2 separate regions of the Homo sapiens genome follow, and region 1 is linked to region 2. A link is an interaction called in ENCODE POLR2A ChIA-PET data of the cell type or tissue named here. Cell type or tissue: Panc1. All regions are shown on one strand. Links, peaks and the distances in the headings refer to the core of each region. The heading gives the core; the rest is flanking DNA.

Region 1 (7,650 bases), core at 3,346-5,845, 910 kb before region 2:
GCTCACACGGTTTGATAATCACTGAATTCTACTCTGTGCTTCTGATATCTCAGTTCCTTAAGTGCTTTTTAAAAAATGTGAACTATTCCTGCAAGAGATGATTTGGTCAAGCATGGCTAAGAGAGTAGACTGTTTTCATTCAGTGAAAATATCTTGTGTGTTTGTGTGTGCATGTACACAGCCACATGCTTTTTCCAGGTCCCTCTGGCCCCTTCCGTTCTGTTCTGGTTTGTGTGGGGGCATTACTTTCTTGTAGGTGGGTTTTTATTCTTTGTCTTTGAGCAGGGGTCCTCAGTCTCGGGGCCACAGACCTGTACCAGTCCATGGCCTGTTAGGAACCAGGCTGCATAGCAGGAGGTGAGCGGCGGACAAGTGAGCATTACCGCCTGAGCTCTGCCTTCTGTCAGATCAGTTGCGCCATTAGATTCTCATGGGAGCTTGAATCCTATCGGGAACTGTGCATGTGAAGGATCTAGGTTGTGTGCTCCTTATGAGAATCTAATGCCTGATGATCTGAGGTGGAACAGTTTCATACCCTCTGACCCCACGACCCACCCTGTGGAAAAACAGCCTTCCACAAAACTGGTCCCTGGTGCCAAAAAGGCTGGGGACCACTGTCTTAGAGAATATACTTGCTCAGCCTTCATGCTTCAAATCACAGTCTTTCCTAACTTTTTTGTTGTTTTGAGACAAAGTCTTGCCTTGTCACCCAGCCTGTCTTTCCTGATTTTAATTGTAAGAGTCTGGCTCCTTCCAAAAAGCTCTGCAGAAATGTCTGCTGCTTGTTCTGTGCCCCCTGCAAAGGCTCCTTCCTCTCTTTCCGGCCAGGCTCCCCCTCCATCTCTGTCTTGCCCCAGGATAAGGATGGGAGGGTGTCTGGTTGCTCTCCATTTGGCTGGAAGAGTAACTTCCTGAAAACAGAGTACTCCATTGGGCAGAAATACGGCCCCTTGATACTTAATGTTTAAGGACAGAAAGAAGTCTTCTGCCTGGCGATGGAAGCGCAGGATCATTACCTGTTAGCCACTTTATGCCCAGCATCCTGTAGGCTACAGACTGCCCACCTTAACTGTTTCATACACTTACATTTTAATGTTTTTTTTTTTAAAGGGGAAACAAGTTGTGTCATAAATATATGCAAGCTCAATCTTTGAATACCTCAACTTTTAGGAAAAATGCTCTTCACATGTTGCAAGACTTCACAAAAGAATTATGCAGAAATGGATAACTAATTGTAAATTTTAAGTAACTTCCAGTTCCTTTTGTATTCCCATTGGTCCACTGGACTAGTCCTAACAACAACAAAAAAGTCACTTCCAGGACATTTGATTCCTGGAGTTCTATCTGCAGGATGCCATTGATCAATTCCAACATTCTAAATGTTTTTTACTGATTCCTGTTTTGGATGCTATATTTGTCTTTTTGTGTTAATATGTATATGAGAACCAAAATTCCAGGGATAGCAGATTTTAATGAAGAATAACAGCATTTGTGTAATGTGTTTACACAACAGGATTGAAAATTTTTCTCTAAATTTATTTCTTTCCATGCTTTCACATACATAACTGGAGAAGAGAAGAAGGACAATTTTGGATCCAGGTAGTACTTTCAGGAGCTCTTGGGGTGGAGCAGTTCTCAGTTTGAGAAGCCAGGATGGGCATCTGACCACGGACACACTGTGCCTGCATTTTTCACCTGCTTTTCCCTTTTATAAGTAAATCTTTCATATTCTCGTCCTTGGGCTCATTAAAAGAAGAAAAACATGAAGTCTTTCAGTGGTTTGCTCTTTCTTGGCTCAGGAAAGTGAAATTTAAGGTGAAAAATCACCCTGGGCAGAATGGAAATGCCAAACTTTCCAAGTCAACTTTTCCTGGGTTAAAATCAAACAGGGCCACGAAGGATCAAGTCTTCTTTTCTTGGCTCCGCAAATTACAGAGGGGTCAACAACAATGTCATTTAATACACGGAAAAGGGTTCCATGCCTGCAGGGGAGTTTATTAGGTTTGGATTTGAGAGAAGAGAATAAAGCAAAACACAAAAACCCAGGCCTGGACTTTCAGTGTAGCCATGAGTGACTTCTTTCCCTGCTGGTGTCACAGCCTTTATCAACACGTGGCTATTACGATGACGATCACTGCCACTAACTGGGCACCTCTTGAATACCAGGTTCTTGACATGTAGAATTTCTACATCTCACAATAACGTAGCAAAAAAAAAAAAAGGTGATTTTATTGCTCTTTTGTAGATGAGTGTGACAGAGGCTCAGGGAGATTTGTAGCTTACCCAAATCACACAGCCAGTAAATAGTAAAATTGGGCCTTGAATTTAGCTCTGCTTGACTCCAAAACATACTCTTTTCCTATCTACCCTTCTTCCTTTGCTTATTGTAGAGGTCTCCATCCTCCTTAAAGTTAGAAAGAAAGGGCCAGGCGTGGTGGCTCACCCTTGTAATCCCAGCACTTTGCGAGGCCGAGGTGGGTGGATCACAAGGTCAAGAGATCGAGACCATCCTGGCCAACATGGTGAAACCCTGTCTGTACTGAAAATACAAAAACTAGCCGGGTGTGGTGGCACACACCTGTAGTCCCAGCTACTCGGGAGGCTGAGGCAGGAGAATTGATTGAATCTGGCAGGCGGAGGTTGCAGTGAGCAGAGATCATGCCACTGCATTCCAGCCTGCCAATAGAGCAAGACTCCGTCTCAAAAAAAAAAAAAAAAAAAATGAAGAAAGAAAGAAAGAAAGACTAAGTCCAGAGGGAACCGGGAAAATGCTGTCATCATCCCTGTTGGTTCCAGTGAGGGCTGAAGTGCTGGGGGGGCTGTCGCAAGCCTTTTCAATTCCAAGGGTGGGGAGATGCATCTTCCATGGTGTGAGAGGGCTGGGTGAGGAGTCAGGGTGTCAGAAAGAGTGGTTCCAGGGGGAAGTTGATTGCATTTGAGTAAATACTGGGAGCAGGAGAAAATGAATGTGCTTTCTGCTCATGGCTGTCTCCACTCATCTGCATATGATCACTGGAATTAAATTATCTTACACATTTTATTATACATTCCATGAGTCATGTCTTAAAATTATATTGAAGATTATACCTGGAGATTGCATGATGTACTTAAGAGGCAAGAAGAGCCTCTTAAACTATGGCTCATTTGCGGTGAGGTCATGGGGCCTGATGGTGCATTCACAGAGGCATTGGCTGAAAGTCAGAAGATGGGTGGTCTCGTCCCTGCTCTACAACTCAGCTACTCAGCCACTAAACTGCTTAGGGCCGGCCGGGAGCATTATGATCATATAAAAAGAATAGCTGCTGTCTTCAATATCAAGCATTTACCATATTATAGGCATTAGATTAGTTGTTTTATATACAATGCATCATTTAATTTTCATGACCACTTTTCCAACTTACTCTTAAAAGGACAAGATTTATGTATAATTTTTTCTTTTTTTTTTTTTTAAGACAGAGTCTCTCTCTATCACCCAGGCTGGAGTACAGTGGTGCTGTCTCAGCTCACTGCAACCTCTGCATCCTGGGTTCAAACGATTCTCCTGCCTCAGCCTCCCGAGTAGCTGGGACTATAGGTATACGTCACCAAGCCTGGCTATTTTTTTTTTATTTTCAGTAGAGACGGGGTTTCACCATGTTGGCCAGGCTGGTCTTGAATTCCTAACCTCAAGTGATCCACCAGCCTCAGCCTCCCAAAGTGCTGGGATTATAGGTGTGAGCCACCATGCCTGGCCTTATTTATGATTAAAATAGGTAATGCTGAGAAACACTTTGGAATGGCAGTGCAAGGACCTCTGAAAATCCTGTCTCCATAAAAGCAACAAGAACACTGTAAAAAATGGTCAAAACGAACTTTTTCAAAACTCTGGAAATTAACCAAAGGTTTGCAATAATACCAGGAGCATTTATTGAAGTAAAATGATTAAATCTTGGTAAAGACAATGAGCCTTGTGGAGTTTTCTGTTTATCTGTTGTTGTTTTGATTACACACTGGGTCTTTGATGTCTCCATTCTCAAGCCTAGCCCCGTTTTTGTTTTTGTTTTTTTTTTTTTGCATAGGCCTCAGGCTTCTGAAATCAACTCCAATGGGCTTCTTACTTGTAAAATGATATTATCTCACAACATCTTTGTTGGCAGGGATGTCTGGCCCATTAGATGGTACTGTCACCATGCCTCGGACTTGTCCACAGGCTCACAGAAATGACTGACTGAGATTTAAAACAGAGAACTAAACCCGAAAATACAAATAAAGCTTCAAAGTTAACATTAATGAGGATTTAACTAAATATCTGAAAAACATAACATCATAGTTCCACTCATTCAGTCACTAAATTTAGGGCTTTTGGAACTTTCATTACATTAGCAAGTTATCTGTGGATTAAATTTTTTTCCACTTTGAAAAAATTCCTGAGTATCTAGATGCTCTCCAAGCAATGACTGTTAATCTTAAATTAAATGAGTTACTGAGACCAACAAAAACATTTCAAAGTATTATTATAAAAGTCTACTTAAGGTGGGACATGGATATGTTTTTGTCTTTGACGTGATGTAAGGGCCCCAGAAGTCAGAGTTGTAGGACTCAGGGAGAGCTTACAGTGGCCTTGGCTGTGAGGAACAAATTACATTACATATGTGTAATGTAATGTGTATGTTACATATGTGTAATGTAATGTGTACATTACGTATGTAATAATCACATTACAAATGTGATTATTGCATTGTAGAAAAATCCATTAACTACTCTGAAGAATCTACAGGAGAAATGCCATCGGCCCAAAAGACCATCAGCCAGGAGCCCCTGAACCGCTGCACCTGTGGTTCCTAAATCCACTCGATCATCCAAGTTGCTGGGAAGAGTGTCAGAGTGGTGCCTGGGAATTGGTGTCTTAATCAGCACTCCAAGTGATTCTGACAACAGGCCAGGTTTGGGAACCACTGGACTTGACCCAAAGGTCTTCCCATCCCATCTCATCTCATTTCATTTCATTTTGCTCTTGGTTTGTCCTTTTGGACAAGAACAGCTGATCACTCTCAACTTGACCGCGAGTCTTCATGACCCTGACTGCTGCCAAATCTTTCTTAGCCAAGCAGGAGAAGCCCAGTGGCGTTCAGAACACAGAGTCAAACACAGCTGCTTCTGCCTTTCCTTTCCCAAACCTCTCCCAACCCGTAATAGCTTCCTTCCCAAACACTCTTCCCCTGTCCTCTCCTCAGTCCATCACCCTTACATGCCCTCACTCTCAGATGCTGGCTGGGGGATTTCTTCTCTTCCCTGCTCTTTTGTTCCAAGTCACACTGTCTGCAAAATGTTTTCTATTCTAGTTTTGCAATAACAGGCAGCAGCAGAGATTTCCGAGTTAGCAGTGCTATTACTGCTGGAGGCCAAGAGGCTGGAGAGAGGAAATAAATAGTGTTATATCCTCCTGAGGCCACCAGCAGAGCCAGTTGTTGTGGTGAGGGGAGGAAGGGAGGGAAGTGAGAGATTCACCTTTGCTTTTCTGGGCACTTTCCTTGGGCCAGGAAATCTGTTGAATTGACAGAATGATGGGGCCAGGTGGGACCTGAGTCTTCATTAATCCAGATTGGAGTTTGCAAGGAAGCTCTCCGCCGGAAATGCGATGCTTTAGTAATTTTAGCAAGAGTCTTATTTTGGCTGCAGAGGTTGAGGAGGCTGCATTTCTTCCTTGGGGGAAGCCTTCCCGCCGTGAGGTTCGTGTACTTGGTGAATTTGTGCAAGGAGAATGCTGATGGAATTCAGCTTTTACCAGTGAGCCATTGGGTCCCTCAAGCACTGCAGACTTAATCATTTTTAACGGAACAAGGCTAATTATAGATAGATAATTAAAATTAAAATGAATTTTCTTGTTGCATGAGATATCCGCCATGCTCAGGTTTTGCCTGATAACAGCAGCAGCAGCAGTTTACTGCAGTGTGGCTCAGTGTGCAGCCAGTGATCATTTACATCAGAATCACCTGGGGGCCATTGTTAAAAATGCAGATTCCTGGACCCAGATGCAGGCAAGCAGAATGTCTGGGGTGGGAGGCCCAGGCATCCGCATGTTTAACTAGATTCACATGTGATTCTCTGTTTTTTTTTTTTTGTTGTTGTTGTTGTTTTTTGAGACAGAGTCTCGCTGTGTTACCCAGACTGGAGTGCAGTGGCACAATCTCGGCTCATTGCAGCTCCACCTCCTGGGTTCCAGTGATTCTTGTGTTTCAGCCTCCTGAGTAGCTGGGATTACAGGTGCGTGCCACCACACCTGACTAATTTTTATATTTTTTAGTAGAGACGGGATTTTGCCACGTTGGCCAGGCTGGTCTCGAACTCCTGGCCTCAAGCAATCCCCCTGTCTCAGCCTCCCAAAGTGCCAGGATTACAGGCATGAGCCACGGCACCCGGCCAAGACTCTCAGGTGATTCTTAGAACACCAACGTTTAAGAATCATTGAGTGAGAACCTATTTTGTGCTGGAGATTTCATCCGACTAGGAAAAAAATCTTCATAGCAATTTATGAAGTAGATGTCATTCCCTCCATTTTGAAACTGAAGCCTACAGAAATTGAATGACATTACTAAGGTCACATAGCTAGTCAATGGCAAAGCTAGGATTCCAGGCCCATCTAATTGGAAGGCCTGCATTCTTCCCATGTTACTTCCACAGATGCCTCCTGTCTGCCAGGTCACTGGGGCAGCCCTGAGCCGGTGCGGGAGAGGCTCCTGGCAAAGGCCCTAACTGTGGGAAACCAATGGCAGTTGTGAGCTCTTTTCTCCAACAATTGTGGATTCATTCTCCTGTTGACTGTGGAGGGCTCACAGCTCCCCAGAGTCCATGCTCCTGACTCTGCAGAGCTCTCCAGCCAATGCTGGACACCTATCTTTTTGGAAACTGATGATCAGAAGCAAAGTGTGGCAGATGCTGTTGGGGACCCAGTCATTTGCCCCCTCTGCATTGGGGTGCTGTGTGCTTCAGGGAGGGGCTGGGACCTCACTATCCCCAAGTGTGTCAATCCTGATTTGCTCAATTATCCTGGGATTCTAGTCCGCTTGCCAATGAGGCAGCAGTGGGTAACTGAGCCACTTCCTGTCAATGAGATGTGAAAGTCTATTGGGAAGTTTCTGGAGGCATTCCTTCCTTGTCAAGAGCGGTCCAAGTTGTTCTACTGCAAGACCTGGGCTGACATATCACACAGCTCTAGGGGAAACCAGTATATTAGATTCTATGGGCACAGAGCCCCTTGGAGTTGGGCAATGTGGCCTTGCACAAAAGGGGTTTGACCTGCACATACTGAAATGTGTACCACTTGGAATTTCCAATCTCACATTTACTTGTGAACATTGGTTAAATAAAGATTTATTATTATTATTATTATTATACTTTAAGTTCTGGGATACATGTACAGAATGTGCAGGTTTGTTACATAGGTATACAAGTGCCGTGGTGGTTTGCTGCACCCATCAACCTGTCACTTACATTAGGTATTTCTCCTAATGCTATCCCTCCCCTAGGCTCCCACCGCCCGACAGGGCCCTGGTGTGTGATGTTCCCCTCCCTGTGTCCATGTGTTCTCATTGTTCAACTCCCACTTATGACTGAGAACATGTGGTGTTTGGTTTTCTGTTCTTGTGTTAGTTTGCTGAAAATGATGGTTTT
Region 2 (7,650 bases), core at 2,950-5,449:
TTAGGGCACCGTGCAAAACTAATCTGTTTAGCCATGTATTTGCCTGATGATGTGGGAGAACTGGCAAGTGAAAGACCACAAATCTAGTTCCAGTTAATAAAGACTAAAATGATGTACTATTATCACGTCATGCTTCAAAGATCCAGTCACGAGTATATCTCAAAAACAAAATTATCACCATACAAATCAAAGATCACCAGGGTAATACTAAAATCAAACACAGTCAGTGGCCAGTTCCTTCAGACTCTCAGAGACAAAAAATAAACAGTGATACTCCTCTCCATGTTAAATTTCACATCAGCACTGCAGTTCTTTCTAACAAAATACTCATTTAAAATTCATATCACAGGAGCAGAACGCCAGCCAGGAATCAAACTGTGACCCCTGAGCCAAAGACAACTTACCACTCAGCTGGTAAGTGGGCAACTCAATTTACAAACTTGAATTCCTGCATTTTAATCCTGTGCAGAAATATACGAGCAATATTAAATGAACTGGATTCAGCTCATTAGAGGTTCACAAACCAAACACAGAACGTTCTGGAAGCCATCCAAAGCAAAGTCATGCCTAGGTGGTGATGTCCACTCAATAAATACTCAATGTCATAATTATCTTTCAACTTTTTCCCTGAAGAACATTATTAGCCACAACTACAACAATGCTTAGCCAATTACATTAATCCTAGGGGAAGATGGATGGGACCAGCAGCCAATCACAGTGCCAGGACCCTGTTTGTGAACAAATTTATAATTATCCAAAATGCAGAAACAAAGCAATTCACTGAAAATTCCTCCCCAAAGAACACAGACTCAAGCTAACAAAATGAATGTATATGCTCTAATAACCTTTGCTCTAAATCTTCACTATTTTTTTCCATTTCAAAAATTAAGAACTGTTCACATGACCTTGGTATTATAAAAGCTGTATGTCTTCTTTAAAATGTTATACACATTCAAAAGTGCATTCTGTTATTTTTAGCCTTTTAAATTTTAAAACAAGATACTATATTTCAAAGCTGTATTTAACTAAATGAAAAGGTAAAAAGGCAATACAGATTATTTAGACCCATGACTTTGATTAACTCATTATGAAAGTTTCCACACTTCTGCAGCCAGGATATTCAATTTCTTACCAGATATACTATTTTCCTTTCATTATCAGAAAGATCTGTGCTTAATTAGAATTGGGTATTTCTTTTGGTTAGCAGTAAAATATCCAATCTAAAATCTTAATTAAAAATTTGCTGAAATACTTGATGGGCAACCTACATCAATTTGTCCCTTCAAATAAATCTAAGAGTCATTGGATTTAAAAAGTGTATAAGAGTCACAGGGATTAAATAAATGGAAGAAGCTAAGAAAATTGAGATTACTCTATATATCTGTGTATGTCCTCTACTTTTAGCTTTACACATTTAGAAAAGAAAATAATTAAAAACATTTCCTAGGTAATCATTCTTCACACACCCTCTCCATTTGTTTGACTCCCACTTTGGGACTGGAAACTAAGCCAACATCTAGAACTTCTAGTGAGACTTAACTCCTTCAGAGACCAGGGAGATCCGGCTGCTTGCCGTGAACAGCATCTTTTGAAACTGACTTTTTAATCTCACATCAGGGAAACATGCTGAAAAGCAAAGTGGGGAGCCCAAGAGCAGCGAGCATCCACTTCTCTCTGCCGGTCCCACTACTTCTTACTACCTTCCCACCTCTGCTCTCTTCCTGTGGCCAAAGCACCATCCACAACTATTAGCTCCCACATAAAATCAGCAACAGAGTGCGATGGGGACTTGAGCAGCCAGCTGCCTGGGCTGTCTTCCTCTCAACTAATGGTGAAGCTGCTCTAAAACTAAAATGAAGGAGAGAAAATCGCAACTCTTCCACCTTACTTTTCATCATTTACAAATTATTTCCTTCTCACAATTAGCAGCCACAACTAAAGATTTCTACTCTAGGCAGCAAAATATTGCTGGAAAAAAAGGAATAATGTGGAAAAAATTAAAAGTACAATTAAGTATGCAACTGACTGCTAGAATTCGGAGTGGGTAACCTTCAATAATTGAGAAGTGAGGTCTCTGACAACAGCAAAGGGTGTTCAATCTGCAACTAGGATTCAAAGGCTGAGCTACCTCTATCTTCCCCAATAATGGCCTTAACATAAACAAAATCATCCAAGTGGGAGCAAAGATAAAGAGGAAAGACAACATTTTATTTCTTATTTTATAAATAAAAGACTTATTTTATTTCTTTTTTTTTTAGGGTCTCGATACATTGCCTAGGCTGGACTCAAACTCCTGGGCTCAAGCGATCCTCCCACTTCAGCCTCCCGAATAGCTGGAAATACAGGAGGGTGCCACCATGCCATGCTACTATAACATAGACTTACACAATATTATAATTAAAATAAACTTCAATAATAAATTAATAACAATAATAATGAAACAAATAATAAATCACAATACAGATCGAATAGTGTATAAACGAGAAGGCTCAGAAGCAACCTACTGATGAACTGTTAATATACAGCTATGTATCATGTAAAGTATGATCAATCATTCTCCATATCCACATCAGAGAGAACAGTAGTCATATCTAATTTTTGCCCCTCAACGAAAGATGTCTGGTCAGATGGAAGCATTTCCTGAGACAGCACTGTCAAGCCCTGTTGTGGGTTACCGACGGCCGCACCATGGGACGCCCCAGCCTGGGGCAGTAAAACGTGCAGCAGCATCAGCCTGACCCACTCCCTGGCGGCTTAGGTACGGTATGGCGATTTATAAATAAGCCTTTCTGGTGCTCCTAGTAACTAAATACCCTAACAAGTTTGAATCTAATTTAGTCTTTTCCAAATTTCATCCTCCCTCCAGCCAGCATAAAGGGGTATTCTTTCAAGTATCCAAAAGACTAGGTTTACCACTGCTAGAGGGTAAATGGTCATCTAAGGTGACTCCATTTGATTCCAGAGAAAAAAAAGGAAAATGTTGGGTCTCTTAAGAACAGGAAAAGTCTTTTTTAAGTAAAAACACAAAACCCATCAAGACCTAACAAAACAGATGCACATCAAATCCTCTTATATGAAATACAGAAACCTTTTTCAAAAGGTACAGAAGAAATAATTTAAGAAATGAAAGCAAAATAACTTTGGGAGACTAAACTTTTTTTTTTTCAATTTTAAAAACTTGATGCCATCCTCATGGAAAAGACCTTTAAATGACTTGAAAATTCACCTTAAGATGGTCTATTCACAGCTCAAAATCTGACACAGTCTGACAAAAATGTTGGAATGCCAAGTTCACTTCAGAGCTTACATCTGTTATAACCTGCTGCAAATTTATGACACAGTGCACCTATCAAATACAGCTGGTCCTGCTGCCCTTCTACCAAACAGGTATTCTGTCCACTTTAAGAAGCTCACCTTTCCATCTTTAAAAGAAAAAAAAAATTATACCTGTGATTAAAGAAACAATAAAAATTAAAGCAGAAAATCCGTGCAATGCCCCCTAATTCTCTTTAACATCAATCTTAGGTGGACAGCAAAAGGCAAAGACAAAACTATTACAAAAAAGCAGCGGGTCGGGGGACCAGCACAAACCTGCTGCTGAGGGTACTGCATTCCGGCCATGGCCCCGGGAGTCCGACCCTGGATGCCAATTGGATACCGCTGTGGGCCTGGAGGGCCATAGGAACCTCCTGGGTACGGACTGCTCTGCTGAGGCTGAGAATGAGGGTTACTGCCCATGCCATACAACTGAGGTCTCTTCATCACCATTGGATCCATTGGGCTGCCCTGTGAAGACATAAAAGAAGTCGGTTTATTAATTCATTCTTTATTACAAAGGCACAAATTTGTGTTATGTCAACATATGCATTAATAACACAACTATCCTTAAGTTTTAAAAATATTAAAAACAATGACCTGACAAAACATCCAGCAAGACATTAAAGAAAAAACCTAGATGGATACAAGAAATTTTATTTTTTACTTTTAGGAGTTTTTAACAACTAAGAGAGCTCTAGACTAAACAAAACTAAAAACGATTTTGGACCATAAGCAGAGAGAAAACATTTGCATCTAAAATTCTATTATGCGTACAGGAAAAGAGCATGATAGTTAAGCTCACCCACCTCCTTTTAGCTTACTAGTAATAAGAGCAGAGGGTATTGAGTGATTAACATTTTCTGCCTTCAAAGTATTCTTAGAACAATGATTTTATTTTAGAACTGAGTCTGCAAGTCTTGATCAAACCTTAGTGCAACCGAGTGTTCATTAAAAAGTGAAAAGATAGATTTTAGATCATGCATATGTCCAGGGTAAAGATTTTGTTCAGAGACCAGCAGTGTGTAGGGATGAGCACTCAGACTATGAGTCACAGCACCTCTCCCCATGTAAGTCAGCATCTTACCAAACACAACCAGTTCACAAGTAGATGTTGAATTTTATTTTTGGTTTGGTGAGTCAGGCCCTGGGCTTCAGGGCCGAGGTCATACAGGAGGGCTAGGCGTGGAGCCTCAGCCCTTCATGTCCTGGGACGTCAAAGGAACAAAGCAATAGGTAGAAAGGCCCTCACCCGGTGCTACAGTAGCAGGCAGCATTCACCCAGCAGCTCCTTCCTTCCCTCCTCTGTCCTTCCAAAACCACATACTGATCCCAACTGTGTGCCAGATGCTGCGTTCACACTGAGGTAAGTACATGGGGACTTTCAGGAAGGCTTAAGAATTAGCAGGGTAAATTCAAGACCATCCTGGCAACATCACAAGACCCTGTCTCTACAACAAATTAAAAACTTAGCCAGGCGTGGTGGCAGGCACCTATAGTCCGAGCTGTTCAGGCTAAGGCAAGAAGATCACTTGACCCCAGGAGTTCGAGGCTGCAGTGAGCTATGATCACACCACTCCACTCCAGTCTGGGTAACACAGTGGGACCCTGTCTCTTGAAAAAAAAAAAAAAAAAGAGGCCGGGCATGGTGACTCATGCCTGTAATCCCAGCACTTTGGGAGGCCAAGACGGGCAGATCAGTTGAGGTCAGGAATTTGAGACCAGCCTGACCAACATGGTGAAACCCCGTCTCTACTAAAAATACAAAAATCAGCTGGGCATGGTAGTGCACGCCTATAATCCCAGCTACTCCGGAGGCTGAGGCAGGAGAATCGCTTGAACCCAGGAGGCGGAGGCTGCAGTGAGCCAAGATTGTGCCACTCCAGCCTGAGAGACAGAGCTAGACTCCATCTCAAAAAAAAAAAAAAAAAAAAAAAAAAAAAGAATTACCAGGATAAAGGGGAATAACACGTCCAAGGTGGGAGGGAACAGCATGTACAGTACCACAGGGCAGAAGAAACAGCACAAGGCACTGGGTCAAGGGAGATGAACTGCCTGGTGTGTATCAGGAAATAAAAACCATCTGGATCCACGTGAAGCACGAATTTACGAAGATGCTGAAGCAGGCAGAAGCCAGAACATGGGTGAGCCCTGCAGGGCATTCTACAGGCTCAGGCTGCCTCTGACAGATGAACACAGGACTGCTCCCTTGGGCACCTGACCCAGCTGGAAGCAGGTCAGGTTGCCCTGGCAGGCAGGTGAGGCTGAGGTCCTGAACTGGCAGCAGTGGTGGGAGGAAGCAAGCCCAGCTCCAAGGCACAGTTAGAAGGGAAATGCGGCAGGATTTGGAGACCAAATGAGTGATGGAAGCCAGCAGCCAAATGAGATGGAGTGTGCAGAGGGAGAAGCCAATCACCATATCCCCAGGAGTGGGAGCCTTCAGTGGTTTACATAGGAAACTTGAGGCTCTGATATGAAATCCAGGTGAAAATGCCCAGAAGGAAGAGACATAATGAGCTGCAGCTTGGGGAGTAAGGCCTGACCTGGAAAAATAGGTAGAGAAGTCAGCAGAGAGGACATCCACTCCCAGAGGGCAGGGATTTTCTCTATTTTATTCACTATTATATCTCCAGGGCATAAGTTGAACAGTGTACCCAGCACATTAATTGATGAATTAATCAATAGGAAGCAATAAAACCCATGAACTTTATTTAGGAGGAATATATGAAAGGAAAACAATGGGTAGCGAACAGAATCCTAGAGAATATCACCGCTTAAGGGAAAAGGGAAAATGAACCCACAGACAAGCTGGAAGAATGGCCAGAAAATGTAGACACTCTGGAGAGTGTGCTCTTACAGGAGGGAAGGGAGTCAGGTGTAGCAACGAAACAGGTGTGCCAAATGCAGCCCAGGAATGCAGTCAGGTGAAGGGTAAAGGCTTCTGCTATACTTGACAAGGAGGCCACTGCTGTGCTCGGCAAGGACAGTCTCGCTGCAGAGGTGAGGGCTGAGGCTGGAAGAGGAGGGACGGAGGGGAGGTGAAGATGGAAGGCAGGAGCACAGACCCCGAGAACTGCCAGTCCTCTCTTCCACTGGCACTCCCACTCCAAGGCTGCACGGGTCCTTCCCCTTCTCTGCCTTCCTCAATACTCTGGTGTTCACTTTAAAGATTTGGTGAATCCATTCACCACACATTTACTAAGCACCTACTATGTGCGTTGTGCCCAACACTGGAAGCAGAAGGATGAACGAGCCTCCATGTCCTGGAGATTCACTGAAGGAGACAGACTAAACAGGTCACAGTGCAACACAGCAGATGTCCTGAAGGGACAAAGCACCAAGGCAAGGTGAGAAGAGGGTGTCTCACTGGGTCTGCCATGGGCTTTAACAAAGGCTTCCTATAGGAAATACCTGAGCTCAGTCCCAAGGGATCCACAGGACTGTGCCAGGAGGAACCCATCTCACCTGAATGAAGCTCTGTGGAGGACACAGGAGGAAAGAGGGTGCTTTGCCCCAGGCCCCACAGCCTACAAGCAACTTTTCTGCTCAAAATTCACCATGTGATACAATTTTAAACTGTTACTACTTTCACCAGCCAAGACATTGTTTGGACTTAACATGATAGAAATTAAACGACAGTACATTTGTTTGCCCAAACAATATACTGATTTTACATAACCTGAGCCGCCTTCATAATTAAGTGTACAAACATGTATGTTGATATATTTGTAGTAAAACTAAAATCTAGGGCTAAGAATTCATTTTCTCATAATTATTTAAATTAGAATTTATGCCTGATAAAAATAAAATGTGATTATTTTCTAGATTTTCTTGAAAAAGGTAAAACTTTTTATGGAAGTATGAAAATCAAGGCTGAGTTGGTGATTTCAAAATCAGCCAAGTGAATGAAGGACCTATGGAGAGGCTGAGTAAATCAAATTTCAGGCTGAATTTCCAATACGGGGCCCTGAGGCAGTCCTATCTTCACATTCAATCTAGACAGCCCAGGGCACAGGAAACGTCTACTTATTTCACTTCAAATAGTGCACGACCAAAACTGCCTTAATTAAAGCAGAAATGTTAAATGGGAAAATGATTGGAATGTCTATGTTTTAATGCTATAGATAACAGTGCAGCAAATTCATCTTATCAGTGACTAAAATTGTTTTGTATTATCTGTCTCATCACTGCCATCAACTCTCACAGTCCTACTTAAAATTCAGTTAATTTGCACCATGTCAAAAATGTTAGCTTAACCCTCAGATTTCTGAAAATCGAAAGCATTAAATACACAGATTATCTGAACCTCTCAAAATGCATCAAATATCTTTCAAT

The links. ChIA-PET counts read pairs that join two places held together with the same protein. Peaks named below come from ENCODE experiments on the same cell type or tissue, not always from the same donor. Only the 100,000 strongest peaks of a DNase experiment are listed, where the experiment ranks them.
Region 1: POLR2A ChIA-PET joins it to region 2 with 10 read pairs; 2 of 35 experiments call an interaction of 5 or more read pairs at or near these places.

The regions. Positions count from the first base shown.
Region 1 is chr6:157,739,816-157,747,465 of GRCh38, reverse strand. No RefSeq gene overlaps it. Among named protein-coding and RNA genes, the nearest start is that of SNX9, 80 kb to the left of the region's middle. RefSeq lists an enhancer at 5,701-6,241. In Panc1, for the core only: no CTCF peak of the experiment used is centred there; no DNase peak of the experiment used is centred there.
Region 2 is chr6:156,825,363-156,833,012 of GRCh38, reverse strand. ARID1B (AT-rich interaction domain 1B) reads right to left here. Exons shown (of 20, transcript NM_001374828.1): 2 at 3,592-3,786. Among named protein-coding and RNA genes, the nearest start is that of MIR4466, 49 kb to the right of the region's middle. RefSeq lists an enhancer at 2,190-3,157. In Panc1, for the core only: no CTCF peak of the experiment used is centred there; DNase peaks (open chromatin) are centred at 4,452 and 4,842.